Regions from separate parts of the Homo sapiens genome. Here region 1 is linked to region 2. A link is an interaction called in ENCODE POLR2A ChIA-PET data of the cell type or tissue named here. Cell type or tissue: B cell. All regions are shown on one strand. Links, peaks and the distances in the headings refer to the core of each region. The heading gives the core; the rest is flanking DNA. Region 1 has its middle 14 kb from the start of MIR6891. Region 2 overlaps VARS2 (valyl-tRNA synthetase 2, mitochondrial).

Region 1 (6,723 bases), core at 1-5,000, 410 kb after region 2:
GGAACTATCTTCTTAACACTTATCATTCTAAACCAAAAAGGAAAACTTTGAAGAGGAACTTTTATTCTTAACAAATTTTCTCTCTTTTTTTCTAGGTTTGTTTAGCTAGTGGTTTATCAATTTTGTTTATGTTTTTGAAGAACAAACTTTTCACTTTGTTGATCATTTACATGGTTTTTAAAAGTCTTTATTTAGTTCTACTATGATCTTTATTATTTCTTTTCTGCTAATTTTTGATGTGTTTTTTTCTTGCTTTTCCAGTTCCTTGAGGTTCATTGTTATATTGTTAATTTGTAATGTTTCTACTTTTCTTAGGTAGGTATTTATTCCTATAAACCTCCCTTTTAGCCCTGTTTAGCTGTATCCCACAGGTTTTGGTATGTTGTGTTTCCATTTTCATTTGTTTCAAGAAACTTTTTAATTTACATCTTAATTTCTCTGTTGACTCAATGGTTATTCAGGAGCATGTTGTTTAATTTCCATGTATTGGTCTTGTTGCCAACATTTCTCTTGGTGTATATTTCTAGTTTTATTCCATTGTGGCCAGAGAAGATATTTAATGATTTCAATTTTTGAAAATTTGTTCAGACTTGTTTTGTGGCTTAACATAGGCTCTCTCCCTGAAAACGTTCCATGTGTTCATGAAAGGAGTGTACATTCTGTAGTGTTAGATAGAATGCTCTATAAATATCTGTTAGCTTTATTTGGTGTAAAATTCTGTTTAAATCCAATGTTTCTTTCTTGATTTTCTATGTAGATGATCTGTCTCATGCTGAGGTTGGGATGTTGAAGTCCCCTACTATTATTGTATTGGAGTCTATCTTTCTTGTTAGATGTAGTAATATTTGTTTTATGAGTCTAGGTTCTCCAGTGTTTAGTGCATATATATTTAGAATTGTTCTATTCTCTTCTTGGAAGGATCTCTTTATGATTACGTGATGGCCTTCCTTATCTTTTAAAAAAGTTGTTCTTGACTTACAGTTTATTTTATCTGCTATAAGTATAGCTACTCCTGCTCACTTTTGGTTTCCATAGATAACCTCTTGCCATTCTTTTACCTTCTGTCTCTATGGATTGTGGTGAGGTGGTATTACCGGTGAGTTTTTCTGTAAGCAGAATGTAGTTAGATCATGTTTTCTACCCATTCAGCCATTCTAAATCTTATAAGTGGAGAATTTAATCTGTTTACATTCCAGATTTTTATTAATATGTGAGGCTTTGTGCCGAGACTAGCTCAGTTGGGAAGACCCTAACCCAGTGGCACTAGAGGAATCAAAGACACACACACAGAAATATAGAGGTGTGAAGTGGGAAATCAGGGATCTCACAGCCTTCAGAGCTGACAGCCTTGAACAGAGATTTACCCCCATATTTATTAACTCAAGCCAGTGATAAGCATTGTTTCTATAGATTATAGATTAACTAAAAGTATTCCTTATGGGAAACAAACGGATGGGCCAAAATAAAGGGATGGGTTTGGCTAGTTATCTGCAGCAGGAGCATGTCCTTAAGGCACAGATCACTCATGCTATTGTTTGTGGTTTAAGAACGACTTTAAGCAGTTTTCCGCCCTGGGTGGGCCAGGTGTTCCTTGCCCTCATTCCGGTAAACCCACAACCTTCCAGCGTGGGCATCATGGCCATCATGAGCATGTCACAGTGCTGCAGAGATTTTGTTTATGGCCAGTTTTGGGGCCAGTTTACGGCCAGATTTTTGGAGGCCTGTTCCCAACAGCTTTGTTCCTATCACATTGTTGTTTTCGGGTTGTTTTATATGTCCTTTATTACTGTCTTTTTCTCTTATTGCTTGTCATTATGGTTTGGTGGATTTCTGTAGTAGGACCATTTGAGACCTTTCTCTTCCTCTTTTGTGTGATTGCTTTACCAGTGAGTTTTATACTTGTGTATGTTTTCATGGTGATAATGTGGAAATGTTGAAAATGTCGTTTCAATTCCAGGTTTAGGACTTTCTTGAGCATTTCCTGTAGGCCCTGTCTAGTGGTAATGAAGCCTTTCAGCATTTGCTTGTCTTGGAAAGATAATTTCTTTTTTCAATTATGAAGAATACTTATGTTTTGTTTATTACTCTTGGCTTGGCAGTTCTTTTCCTTCAGGACTTTGATTATACTATCCTATTCTCTTCTGGCCTGTAAGATTTCTGCTAAGAAATCTGCTGTTAGAGCTGGGCACAGTGGCTCACACCTGTAATCCCAGCACTTTGGGAGGCTGAGGTGGGTGGATCATGATGTCAAGAGATTGAGACCATCCTGGCCAACTTGGTGAAATCCCGTCTCTACTAAAAATACAAAAAAAAAAAAAAAAATTAGCTGTGTGTGGTGGCGTGTGCCTGTCATCCCAGCTACTTGGCAGGCTGGGGGAGGAGAATCACCTGAACCCAGGAGGCAGAGGTTGCAGTGAACCGAGATCATGCCACTGCACCCCAGCCTGGCAGCACAGCGAGACTCCATCTCAAAAAAAAAAGAAAGAAAAAAGAAAAAGAAATCTGCTGTTAGTCTGATGGGGTTTCCTTTATAGGTGACTAAACACTTTCCTCTTGCTATTTTTAGGATTTGCGTTTTACCTTATACTATAGAAAGTCTGATTATATGCCATGGTGAGGAACTTTTTGCATTGTATTTTTCTCAGAATTATTGAACATTTTGTATCTGAATGTCTAAATCACTTGCTAGAGTTGGGAATTATTCATCTATTCTTTCATTAAATAGGTTTTCTAATCTGTTCTTTGTCTCTTTGCTCTTGAGAATACCAATAATTTGAATATTTGGTTGTTTATATTGTACCAAATGTCACAAAGGCTTTGCTCATTCTTTTTTTGTGTGTGTTTTTGTCTTATTGAATTATTTCACTATGTATATCTTCAAGTTTTGGAATTCTTCCTTCTGCCTGACCTAGTATGTTGTTGAAGCTTTCAAATGTATTTGGAATTTCATGTCATGAATTCTTTAATTCCAGAATTTCTGTTTTTTTTTTTAAATCTATATCTTTTGTAAACTTCTTATTTGTATCCTGAATTATTTTTATGTTTTCTTTGTATTTTTTTCAGAATTCTTTTGTATCTCACTGAACTTCTGTAAAATGAATGTTTTGAGTCCTTTATCTAGAATCTTGAAAATTTCTTTTTGATTAAGATCTATTGTCTTCCTTTGCGGCTTTTTTTTTCTTTTTTGCTTTTTCATGTTTCTGTGTCCTAACGTTAATATTTTTGCATCTGATATAACAGTCAGTTCTTCCTATTTTTGAATTTTGTTTCATAGTGGAGAGCATTTTCCTGAAGATGAGTCTATGGTGTTGGTTGCGTGGGGTACTTTGGATTTGATTCTGGGTGTAGTACATAGTAGAGTACTATGGCCTCTGTATAATTTCTTTGGCTGTAGACAGTGTTAATGGTATCTGTGATTTCTTCTGTGCATTAGGGTGTGGTTATTAGTGAGGCTGTGGTGAAAATGTGCTGGGGACTGAGATGCCACATGAGACAGTCTTCAGGCTCCAGTGGTGGCAGTGGTGTGCTGAGTGTTCCTATCTTTGTGCCCCAAGGTGGTATATACTGGCATTTGTGTTGGTGGTTACTGGTGGGCTGATTCCTGGGCTTCCAGGTGGCTTGCTTGGATGGCAGTAGTGGCAGTGGTTGACTGGGTAGGTGCTGGGGACTTCGGCTCCTGGGCAGCCAGCTTGGCAGTGGCAGTGGTGGGCTGCTTCTCTGGGTCCCAAGCAGTGTGCACTGTTAGCGGCAGATGCGATAGGCTGGGTGGGATGCCCATAGGTGGTGTTTGCAGGTAGGTGACAGCTAAGGTGATTGCATCCAACCTCAGGTACCCAGGAGGAGTGCACAGGTGCCCAAGGTGGTGGATTGGGTTGAGGAATTCCCAGGCCCTGGGGCTGTGTTCTCTGTCTCAGTGGGAGGGGGCGATGAAGTTGTCTCTTCATCATTAAATGCTGTGCCAACTAGTCCCTTAATTTTCTTTTTGCCTAGAGGACTGAAACATTTATTATAGTTTAGGTCTGCTGGTTATTTTTTCACTCCCTGTATGTCTAAAATCCATTTGTTTGTTTGTTTGTTTGTTTGTTTATTTTTGAGACAGAGTCTCACTCTATTGCCCAGGCTGGAGTGCAATGGTGTGATATTGGCCTACTGCAACCTCCGCCTCCCATTTTCAAGTGATTCTCCTGCCTCAGCCTCCTGAGTAGCTGGGAATTACAGGAGCATGCCACCATGCCTAGCTAATGTTTGCATTTTTAGTAGAGACGAGGTTTCACCATGTTGGTCAGGCTGGTCTTGACTCCTGACTTCGTGATCTACCTACCTCGGCCTCCCAAAGTGTTGGGATGACAGGCATGAGCCACCATGCCTGGCCTAAAATCCCTTTATTTTTTGATAGATATATTCAAGGTGTGTTAGCTTAATTTAATCATTACATAGGGTACACATATATCAATACATTAAACAATATCTCACGAATGTATTATACTTTGTCAATTAAAACTATACATATATATTTGAAAAAGGCATTATTTTCTGGGAATAGAATCTAGTTTCACAGCATTTTCCTTTTAGGACTCTAAAGATGTTGCTCATCTGTCTCCTCATTTGCATTGTTTCCAATGAAATAACTGCTGTCATCTTTATTATTATTCTTATTTTTTCACTTTCGCTTTTTCAATTTTCTCTTCTTCTGTGGTTTTCAACAAATACGTGCTTTTTTTTTAACCCAGAATTATAGAGTGAACGTGAGAAACAATCTCTAGGGAGGGCTTTTTGACTATTGCTTGTAAATTTTTAGAAACAGTTGTTTGCTCCTTGTTTTATTAGATCACAGGCTAATTTCCTCAGAGTATTCTTATATTGAAGAATGTCATAATTAATTTTACTGATCATCCCTAAAACCATAAAAACCCTAGAAGAAAACCTAGGCAATACCTTTCAGGCCATAGGCATGGGCAAGGACTTCGTGACTAAAACACCAAAAGCAATGGCATCAAAAACCAAAATTGACAAATGGGATCTAATTAAACTAAAGAGCTTCTGCACTGCAAAAGAAACTACCATCAGAGTGAACAGGCAACCTACAAAATGGGAGAAAATATTTACAATCTACCCATCTAACAAAGGGCTAATATCCAGAATCTACAAGGAACTCAAACAAATTTACAAGAAAAAATCAAACAACCCCATCAAAAAGTGGGCAAAAGATATGAACAGACACTTCTCCAAAGAAGACATTTATGCAGCCAACAGACACATGAAAAAATGCTCATCATCACTGGCCATCAGAGAAATGCAAATCAAAACCACAGTGAGATCCCATCTCACACCAGTAAGAATGGCGATCATTAAAAAGTCAGGAAACAACAAGTGCTGGAGAGGATGTGGAGAAATAGGAACACTTTTACACTGTTGGTGGGACTGTAAACTAGTTCAACCATTGTGGAAGACAGTGTGGCAATTCCTCAAGGACCTAGAACTAGAAATACCATTTGACCCAGTGGTCCCATTACTTGGTATATACCCAAAGGATTATAAATCGTGCTGCTATAAAGACACATGCACATGTATGTTTATTGTGGCAGTATTCACAATAGCAAAGACTTGGAACCAACCCAAATGTCCATCAATGATAGATAGGATTGAGAAAATGTGGCACATATACATCATGGAATACTATGCAGCCATAAAGAAGGATGAGTTCATGTCCTTTGTAGGGACATGGATGAAGCTGGAAACCATCATTCTGAGCAAACTATCACAAGGACAGAAAACCAAACACCGCATGTTCTCACTCATAGGTGGGAATTGAACAATGAGAACACCTGGACACAGGGGGGAACATCACACACTGGGGCCTGTCGTGGGGTGGGGGCAGTGGGGAGGGATAGCACTAGGAGATATACCTAATGTAAATAATGAGTTAACAGGTGCAGCATACCAACATGGCACATGTATACATATGTAACAAACCTGCACGTTGTACACATGTACCCTAGAACTTAAAGTATAATAATAAAAAAAAATTTATTGGTCATCTTGGCTAAAGCGTCGTGCCTGGATAAGTGGTCAAGCATTATTCTGGATGATTTGTGAGGATGTTTGTTGGATGAGATTAACACATAAATAGCCAGACTTTGAATAAAGTAGATTAATGTCTATAATGTGGGTGGGCTTCATTCAATTCACTGAAGGTGTAAATTAAACAAAACACTGACCTCCCTTGAGCAAGATGGAACTCTATAGCAGACAGCCCTGGGATTTGAACTGCAGTATCAGTCAACTGACCCACTAACAGCTGGTTGGTTTGTGTACAGCATTTGCAAGATGAATGGACAACATAATGTTTGGAAATCCACCTCTTTGATCAAAGAAGGTAAAAACAGAAAAGCTGTTGTGGACTTAATTGCATGGTGTTTTCTTAGCAGTGGTGGAAGAATTGAACAATAATAAAGCTCCTACGTTTTAGTTTTTACTGACTTACAGGGAGTGACTAATGTCCTGGCCGTATGATTAATCAGGAGAGCAATGAAAAACTTGCCTATGAAAAGAATGCCCATGTGAGCCAAGTCCCAAGGAAATCACTATGGTAATTTGAGGGGTTCATTAATGTAAGATCTGTTGATACCTGATATAGATTGGATGTTGTTCTTGTGCAGATCTCATGTCGAGATGTGATCCCCAGCATTATAGGTGGGCCTGGAGGGAGGGAGGTGGTTGGAT
Region 2 (7,356 bases), core at 1-5,000:
GAGGAGGGCTGTGGCCCTGGACCTGTCCTCTGACCATTGGCTTCCTCTCCAGGAGGCTGTGAAGCCCGTGCTGTGGCACTCGCCCCGCCCCCTGGGGCCCCCTCAGGTCCTGTTCTCCTGCGCTGACCTCGGCCTCCGCCTCCTGGCCCCACTGATGCCCTTCCTGGCTGAAGAGCTCTGGCAGAGGCTGCCCCCCAGGCCTGGTTGCCCCCCTGCCCCCAGCATCTCGGTTGCCCCCTACCCCAGCGCCTGCAGCTTGGTGAGTCCCAAGCACCTTGGAGTGGGTCTGTGGGTGAATGGGGGGGAGCACCTTCTGAAGGGGTTTGCTGCAGGGGGCTCATCTGCAGGAATGGTTCGTACTTTACTGTGGAGCCCTGGGGAAGATGGATTGTTCCTGCAGGGTTGCTGCGATGACCCTAGGGTCTTGAGGGACAGTATTAGCGTAGTGCTCAAGAGCAGGACTCTGTTGCTAGACTGCTATTTTTGAGCTGTGTGATCGAGCCTCAGTTTCCCGCATGTTTAAACTAGGAACAGTAATAGTATATGTTATGGTTGTGATGAGGGTTGGATAAGTTAGTAATAGGGTGTCCCCAAAATCTCAGTGCAGCTTTAATAACTTCAGAAGGATAAATGCTATGAACTCACCCAAAAATTATTTTAAAATTTAACTATTTAAATTTATACTTATTTGGTTTTGAGTTTTGACTAATTCATTTTAAATTCTAATTTATTTTTGGTTGGCCATTTCAATCACAGCAACTAAACAGGCATCAAACACTGATCATCTAAAACCTCTTAAATGACGCCTCACTTTTTGTCATGTTCCTTGAGATAGTGGATTTTCTGTGGTGCTGAGGACAGATCTCATTGCCCTAAGGAGATGGGGTGGATGGGTCGAGAAGAGAGCCAGCAGGGTTGGTACTGAGTCTCCCAGGAGCCCCTTTGCCAATTCTGGGTCCCCCCCATTGCCAGGAGCACTGGCGCCAGCCAGAGCTGGAGCGGCGCTTCTCCCGGGTCCAAGAGGTCGTGCAGGTGCTAAGGGCTCTCCGAGCCACGTACCAGCTCACCAAAGCCCGGCCCCGAGGTGAGGCAAGGCGGGTCCTGGGCTCGGATCCCTGCAGGAAAAGGGGGCTGGTGGGGAAAAGAGCAGAGCCTGAAGGGCCAACCCCCCCGTTAGGAGGTGCAGGGTAGGAAGGGAGGCAGGAGCTGAGGCCTTGCCCCTGACAGTTTCTTTCTTTCCAGTGCTGCTGCAGAGCTCAGAGCCTGGGGACCAGGGCCTCTTCGAGGCCTTCTTGGAGCCCCTGGGCACCCTGGGCTACTGTGGGGCTGTGGGCCTGTTACCCCCAGGCGCAGCAGCTCCCTCCGGCTGGGCCCAGGCTCCACTCAGTGACACGGCTCAAGTCTACATGGAGCTGCAGGTGACCAGAGGGGATGGGGAGGGTTAGGGCAGGCTTGGGAAGCATGCTGGGAGGAAGGGAGGGGCTGGGCTCTATAAAGTAGGGGAAGGGACCTTCTAATGGAGGATGGAGGCCTGGCAGCAGGCGGATGTCTGAGCCTTTTCTCCCTGTTCTTCCCCAGGGCCTGGTGGACCCGCAGATCCAGCTACCTCTGTTAGCCGCCCGAAGGTACAAGTTGCAGAAGCAGCTTGACAGCCTCACAGCCAGGACCCCATCAGAAGGGGAGGCAGGGACTCAGAGGCAACAAAAGGTAAGGCTGAGGGAGGCCCCCAGAAGGCTCCACCCCTGAGGGAATGTGGGCCAGGAGGGGCCTCATTCCTGGATCCTCACCTCCTTTTCTCCTCGTCCAGCTTTCTTCCCTCCAGCTGGAATTGTCAAAACTGGACAAGGCAGCCTCTCACCTCCGGCAGCTGATGGATGAGCCTCCAGCCCCAGGGAGCCCGGAGCTCTAACTCATCATCCCCATCAGTTTTCCTCCCTCTCAGACCTGTCTTTGAGGACAAACAGATTTGTCAGCTGTCAGGGTGCAGTGGGACGTCAGAGACTATGTGGTCCATCGCCTTCATTGTGTAAATGAGGACACAGACTGGCTTGGTCGCAGTGACTGTGGTGTCCTTGAGATGCTCACATTACTGCCCGGCCTGCCTCCCACCTGGAAGTCTGGGAATGAGGAGATTGAGATAAACTTTTGAAATCCCAAACATGTCTGTTTATGGCTCTTTGGTCCCCTTTGCTCCCAGTGGTGACTTTTGTGCTTCTGAGTTGTCCCCTGAGAGCTTGGTCTGGGAAAAGAGGAGGAGGGGTCCTCGCTGGAGGAAGAGGAACTTTCTAGTCATGGGTAGGGTATGGGCACAGTGGTTCCGGTTCTACCTACTTTCTGGACTAACTGACAGTGCCCTGGCTTTTGCAGGCTCTTTCTCCTCCACTTCTCACTAAATGGAAGCTTCCCCGCTCCTTGGCTGTATCCCTAGAGGTGCTGAGAGAAGTAGGACTTCCTCCAGACCTGATGGGCTGCAGGCTGTGCTGCAGATGGTGTGCCCCCACCTTCTGTGCTCTGACACCTGAGTGCCCAGCCTCTGAGTTACACATTCACAGCACAGCCAGCCACCTTACCCACGCCAAACACCATCTCATCTCCATGGAATTCAAGGGCCTGGCCCTTCCACGCCCAGAGTACATTCTGTCCAGCAGCTCTGAGTAGCCTGTCCTGGGCTGGGTCCTCTGTGGTGCTAGATGTACAATGCCATTTAATCCTACTGAAAACCTCATGAGGCGGGTGTTAGCTCCATTTTGGAGATTTTTATTTTTACTTTATTTTTGGGACAGGGTCTCGCTCTGTTGCTCAGGCTGGAGTGCAGTGGCATAATCATGGCTCACTGTAGCCTCAACCTCCAGGGCTCTAGTGATCCTCCTGCCTCAGACTTCTGAGTAGCTGGGACCACAGGTGTGCACCACTGTGCCCTGCTACTTTTTTTTTTTTTTTTTTTTTTGGAAACGGAGTCTTGCTTTGTCACCTAGGCTGGAGTGCACTGGTGAGATCTTGGCTCACTGCAACCTCTACCTCTCTGGTACAAGTGATTCTCCTGCCTTAGCCTCTTGAGTAGCTGGGATTACAGTTGTCTGTCACCACGCCCAGCTAAATTTTTTTTGTATTTTTAGTAGAGACAAGGTTTCACCATGTTGGCCAGGCTGGTTTTGAACTCCTGACCTCAAGTGATCTGCCTGCCTCGGCCTCCCAAAATGCTTGGATTACAGGCATGAGCCACCATGCCCAGCCCTGCCCTGCTAATTTTTAAAATTGTTCTGTAGAGATAGGGTTTTGCCATGTTGGCCAGGGTGGTCTTGAACTTCTGGGCTCAAATAATCCACCTGCCTTGGCCTCCCAAGGTGTTGGGATTACAAGCATAAACCACTGCGCCCAGCCCCCATTTTGGAGATGAAGACGTGTGCTCAGAGAAAAGTCTCCACTGGGACCTAACCCAATAAATTAGGTGCAGGCTCTTTCTGGCTGCTGTAACTAAACTTCAAATATAATGGTGGCTTAGATGAGGTGGATGTTTCTTCTGCTGGGCATAAGTAGTGCAGAGATCTGCAATAATGGGAGCCCACACCTCCTTCAATCTTATTTTCCTGCCATTCTGATGCATTGTCAAACTTCATGTCCAAGGTCTGCACCAGCTCCCATCACCGTGTCTGCATTTCCACCCAGAGGGAGGAGGGAAAGAAGGGGATGGGCAGTTTTCTTTTTCTTTTTACTCTGTTTCAGCAAGGTGTTTTTTTTTTTTTTTTTTTTTTTTTTTTGAGCACCTGCTATGGATGGGCTGGGCCTTATTCTGGACACTTAGATTCATCAGTGAGTGAAACAAAATTCTGTGCCCTTGTAGTACTTTCCTTCTAGCAGGACAGTCAGAAATAACATACAAATGAGTGAACGATATACTATGTTTGAATGTCATGAATGCAGGGGAGGGAAAAAGGATAGAACAAGGTAAGGGGACTCTAATGTGTTTGTGTGGCGGGGGGCAGGTTGTACTTTTAAATAGTGGGTCAGGGCAGAACTCACTGTAAAGGTGAGGTTTAAGCAAAGGCTTGTAGGAGGTATAGGAAGAGCGTTCCAGACAAAGGGAAGGGCCAGAGGAAAACAGATAGAGGCATGGTCAGACAGCTCGAGGAGTAGCCTGGAGACCAGTGTGGTGGGGCAGAGTGAGAAGGGGAGGATGGTGGGAGGTGGAGAAACAGAGGTGAGGGTGGGGAATTGGTGGGGGGTAGGGAAGACTCAAGGCGGACAATCTGGGGCTTGTGTCCAAAATGGTAGCCAGTTGGCTACCTAAAGCATTAAATAAAATAAAAACGTTCAGTTTCTTAGTCGTACTTGCCATATTTCAAGTGTTTTGGTAGTTGCATGTGGCCAGTGGCTACTATGTTCGTCAGCACGGTTATAAAACATTTCCATCATCACAGAAAGTTCTATTGGAAAGCACTGATCTAAGACCTTATAGGCTGTTTCAAGAACTTTGCTTTTCCTCCTCTGAAATGGAAGCTCCTTTCTTTTCAAGGATACTACCAGAAAGTTGCCCACCTCCTTTCTACTTGCATCCTATTGGACAGAACGTGATCACATGGCCACAGCTAGCTGCAAGGGAGGCTGGGAAATGTAATGATCCACATGCTGAGTTGAAATCTACATGACTATCCAAAAGGAGGAGGATGGCTGTTAGGGGGGCCAGTTAGCAGTCTCTGCCACCCCCAGGTCTGGTGAACCCCAAAGCACTCTTCACTGCACTGCTCTGTTTTGAGCCTTGGGAGACAATTCTTTGAGAAAAATAATCTGGAAATCACATCCTGGTGATCTCAGGCCCTGAAGTCTAGGAACCAGGTTGAGGTGCATTTAGCTGTCTGCTCTACCAACCTCTTGGACATTCAGATATCCAGTCCCCCAACTTGTTTGGGGATCCTCACAGCTGCCCCATGGGCGTCACCTGCCCATTACTGCAGGCTAGGGGCAAGTCATAAAATACTAGTCTCCTTTGGAGCCCCCTGCTACCTCTCCTTGGGGGCTAATTGTCCCAGGACAGTTGTGAAGGAAGGTAGACCAATTTTTTAAGTGTTTTTTTTCCACCCTGCCATTTTCTATGCTCCCCTCATCTTCAGTGATGCTCCATACTGAACTCTTGTTGTCTTCTGTCTCCAAAGGAGTCAGTCTCCAATTTCATATGGAGATAATGGAGGGTTGTGTAGGTGTGGGGGGCAGAGTGGGTACCACAGAGGACAGAGAGCAATCCTATCAGTACCCCCCACTGCTCAAGTCTGAGCTGCAAGTTTGTGTTTTGAGAGCTGGTGAGAAGTCAATTTTTTTTTTTTTTTTTTTTTTTTTGAGACAGAGTCTTGCTCTGTAGTCCAGGCTGGAGTGCATGGTCTTGGCTCACTACAGCCTCTGCTTCCCAGGTTCAAGCAATTCTGCCTCAGCTCCCCGAAGTAGCTGGGACTACAGGCACATGCCACCATGTCCAGCTAATTTTTGTGTTTTTAGTAGAGATGGCGTTTCACCATGTTGGCCAGGCTGGTCTTGAACTCCTGACCTCAGGTGATCCACCTGACTTGGCCTCCCAAAGTGCTGGGATTACAGGCGTGAGTGAGCCACTGCGCCTGGCCAAGATAATCTTGAGAAGGTGGTCAGGAGTGCCTGCCTCAGAAATCAGCATAAGGAGGACCCTGAACCCCAGGGGACTAGGAGTTATATGTTGGGACCAGGTTTCCATCCTAACAGCAATCCCTACCATCCTGCCGACGACCTATAAGACAGGCTGTGATATGTCCCTAAGTAGCTTCCCTGTGTGATCCTCACAACAACCTGATGGTGCAGGAATAATGAGAAAAACTCAGAATTGTGTAAAAACAAAACAAAACAACAACAACAAAAACCTTCCCCCAAACTGGGAGGGAGCTGAGAGGCCAAAAAGTGACTCAGACAAGTCCAGCTTGGTGAGTAGATGAGTTTTTTAGGACTTACATACAAGGCACTCCTGGATGGCAGCAGGACAGCTTTAGAGATCCGTGCTGCCTCCCATGCTAAAGCTGCTTTCAAGCTAATTTTCTGACTCTGCCGACTGTGTGTGTGCGAATGGACTGTTTTCCTTGGTGGGTTCCCAGATACTCTCCGGGATGTTTGGGTTCTCAGGGACACCTGCTCCTCGGCCAGGCACCGTGACCTTGGCTCGCCACCTGGCCTTCAGGATTCAGGCAGTGGCATACACCGTTAAGTAACCTGGTAGGGGACCTGTCACACTACAGCAGGTACCATCATTGTTCCCATTTTGCGAGTGAAGAAATGGAGGCTCCAAGAGGATAAGAAACATGCCCAGGAATTCACATGTGGGCTGGTGTCACCTCATACTCACATGGTTAACCAGGACAGGCTCAGCTTGCACCTGGCCTCTCCTCCCCAGCACTTGCGCCTGGCTGGGCATCCTCTCACAAGCTGAACCCGTCATCTCTCACCTGAGTGCCCACCCACCTCCCACCCCAATTACCTGTGTGGATCCATGGGCCAGGGGAACCATGTCCTGGGGGTGTTCTGCCTATGTCTCTTTCTTTGGTTTTTGAGCCCCTGGCCCCAATGCTTAAGCAAAGGGAAATGAAATAAAAATCTTGCTTAAACCAAGACCTCTGTCTAGTGCCTGACTTCTCCACTGCTATTAGATCTCAGGTGAGTGACTTGCCCTCTCTGAGCTTCAATTTCCTTATCTGTAAAATAGGATAATGATACCTAGTATGCCACATTCAAGACTGCTGCAAGCATCGAAATAGGGATGCAGGAGAAAAGCAGGACTTCAATAAATGTTGCTTCTCTTTATTCCCAGGTGTTCCAAAGATCTCAATTTGGTGTGTGTTCCTATGCATGCGTATATGTGTGTGGTGTGTGTGTCCCCAAACAACTCCCCAGATGCCTTGTAGGCCTGTGACACTGGTGTTGAGGGAGACATTGTCCATCCCTGGAACCCTCTGCTCAACAGGGGGACAGTCAGAGACTTGAGCATCCAACCCCCACTTCCTGCCAGCTCTGTGCTCAGGGACCCACAGAGTCAAGCAAGTTATTGAATTCAGCATACCGAATTTTATTTATTGCCGCTCAGGAGGGTGGGGGCCTGCTGAAAGACAGGGTCGGGGCCTGCCTCCTGCATCCCCGGCCCAAAAGCCCGGGCCAAGAAGGACACAGGCTTCAATGGCTGTCATGTGTTGCAGACAACATGGTGTTGAGATCTTGCATGGTGGAGGGTGACGCTGGTCCCTGAAGGGAGATGGAGGAGGAGGCAGAGCTGGGAACAAAGGGTTAAAGGGCGCCATGTAAGAGAGCTCTCCATTCCCACCACGGAGACATCCAGACCCCAGCAGAGGCCCA

Evidence for each region. ChIA-PET counts read pairs that join two places held together with the same protein. Peaks named below come from ENCODE experiments on the same cell type or tissue, not always from the same donor. Only the 100,000 strongest peaks of a DNase experiment are listed, where the experiment ranks them.
Region 1: POLR2A ChIA-PET joins it to region 2 with 12 read pairs; 2 of 35 experiments call an interaction of 5 or more read pairs at or near these places.

What each region holds. Positions count from the first base shown.
Region 1 is chr6:31,337,535-31,344,257 of GRCh38, forward strand. No RefSeq gene overlaps it. Among named protein-coding and RNA genes, the nearest start is that of MIR6891, 14 kb to the right of the region's middle. RefSeq lists an enhancer at 1-154. In B cell, for the core only: no CTCF peak of the experiment used is centred there; a DNase peak (open chromatin) is centred at 1,897.
Region 2 is chr6:30,924,302-30,931,657 of GRCh38, forward strand. It overlaps VARS2 (valyl-tRNA synthetase 2, mitochondrial), which reads left to right. Exons shown (of 30, transcript NM_020442.6): 26 at 53-259; 27 at 973-1,084; 28 at 1,243-1,418; 29 at 1,579-1,707; 30 at 1,808-2,158. The coding sequence ends at 1,909. SFTA2 (surfactant associated 2) reads right to left here. Exons shown (of 3, transcript NM_205854.3): 3 at 7,052-7,273. The coding sequence ends at 7,187. Among named protein-coding and RNA genes, the nearest start is that of SFTA2, 4.2 kb to the right of the region's middle. In B cell, for the core only: no CTCF peak of the experiment used is centred there; no DNase peak of the experiment used is centred there.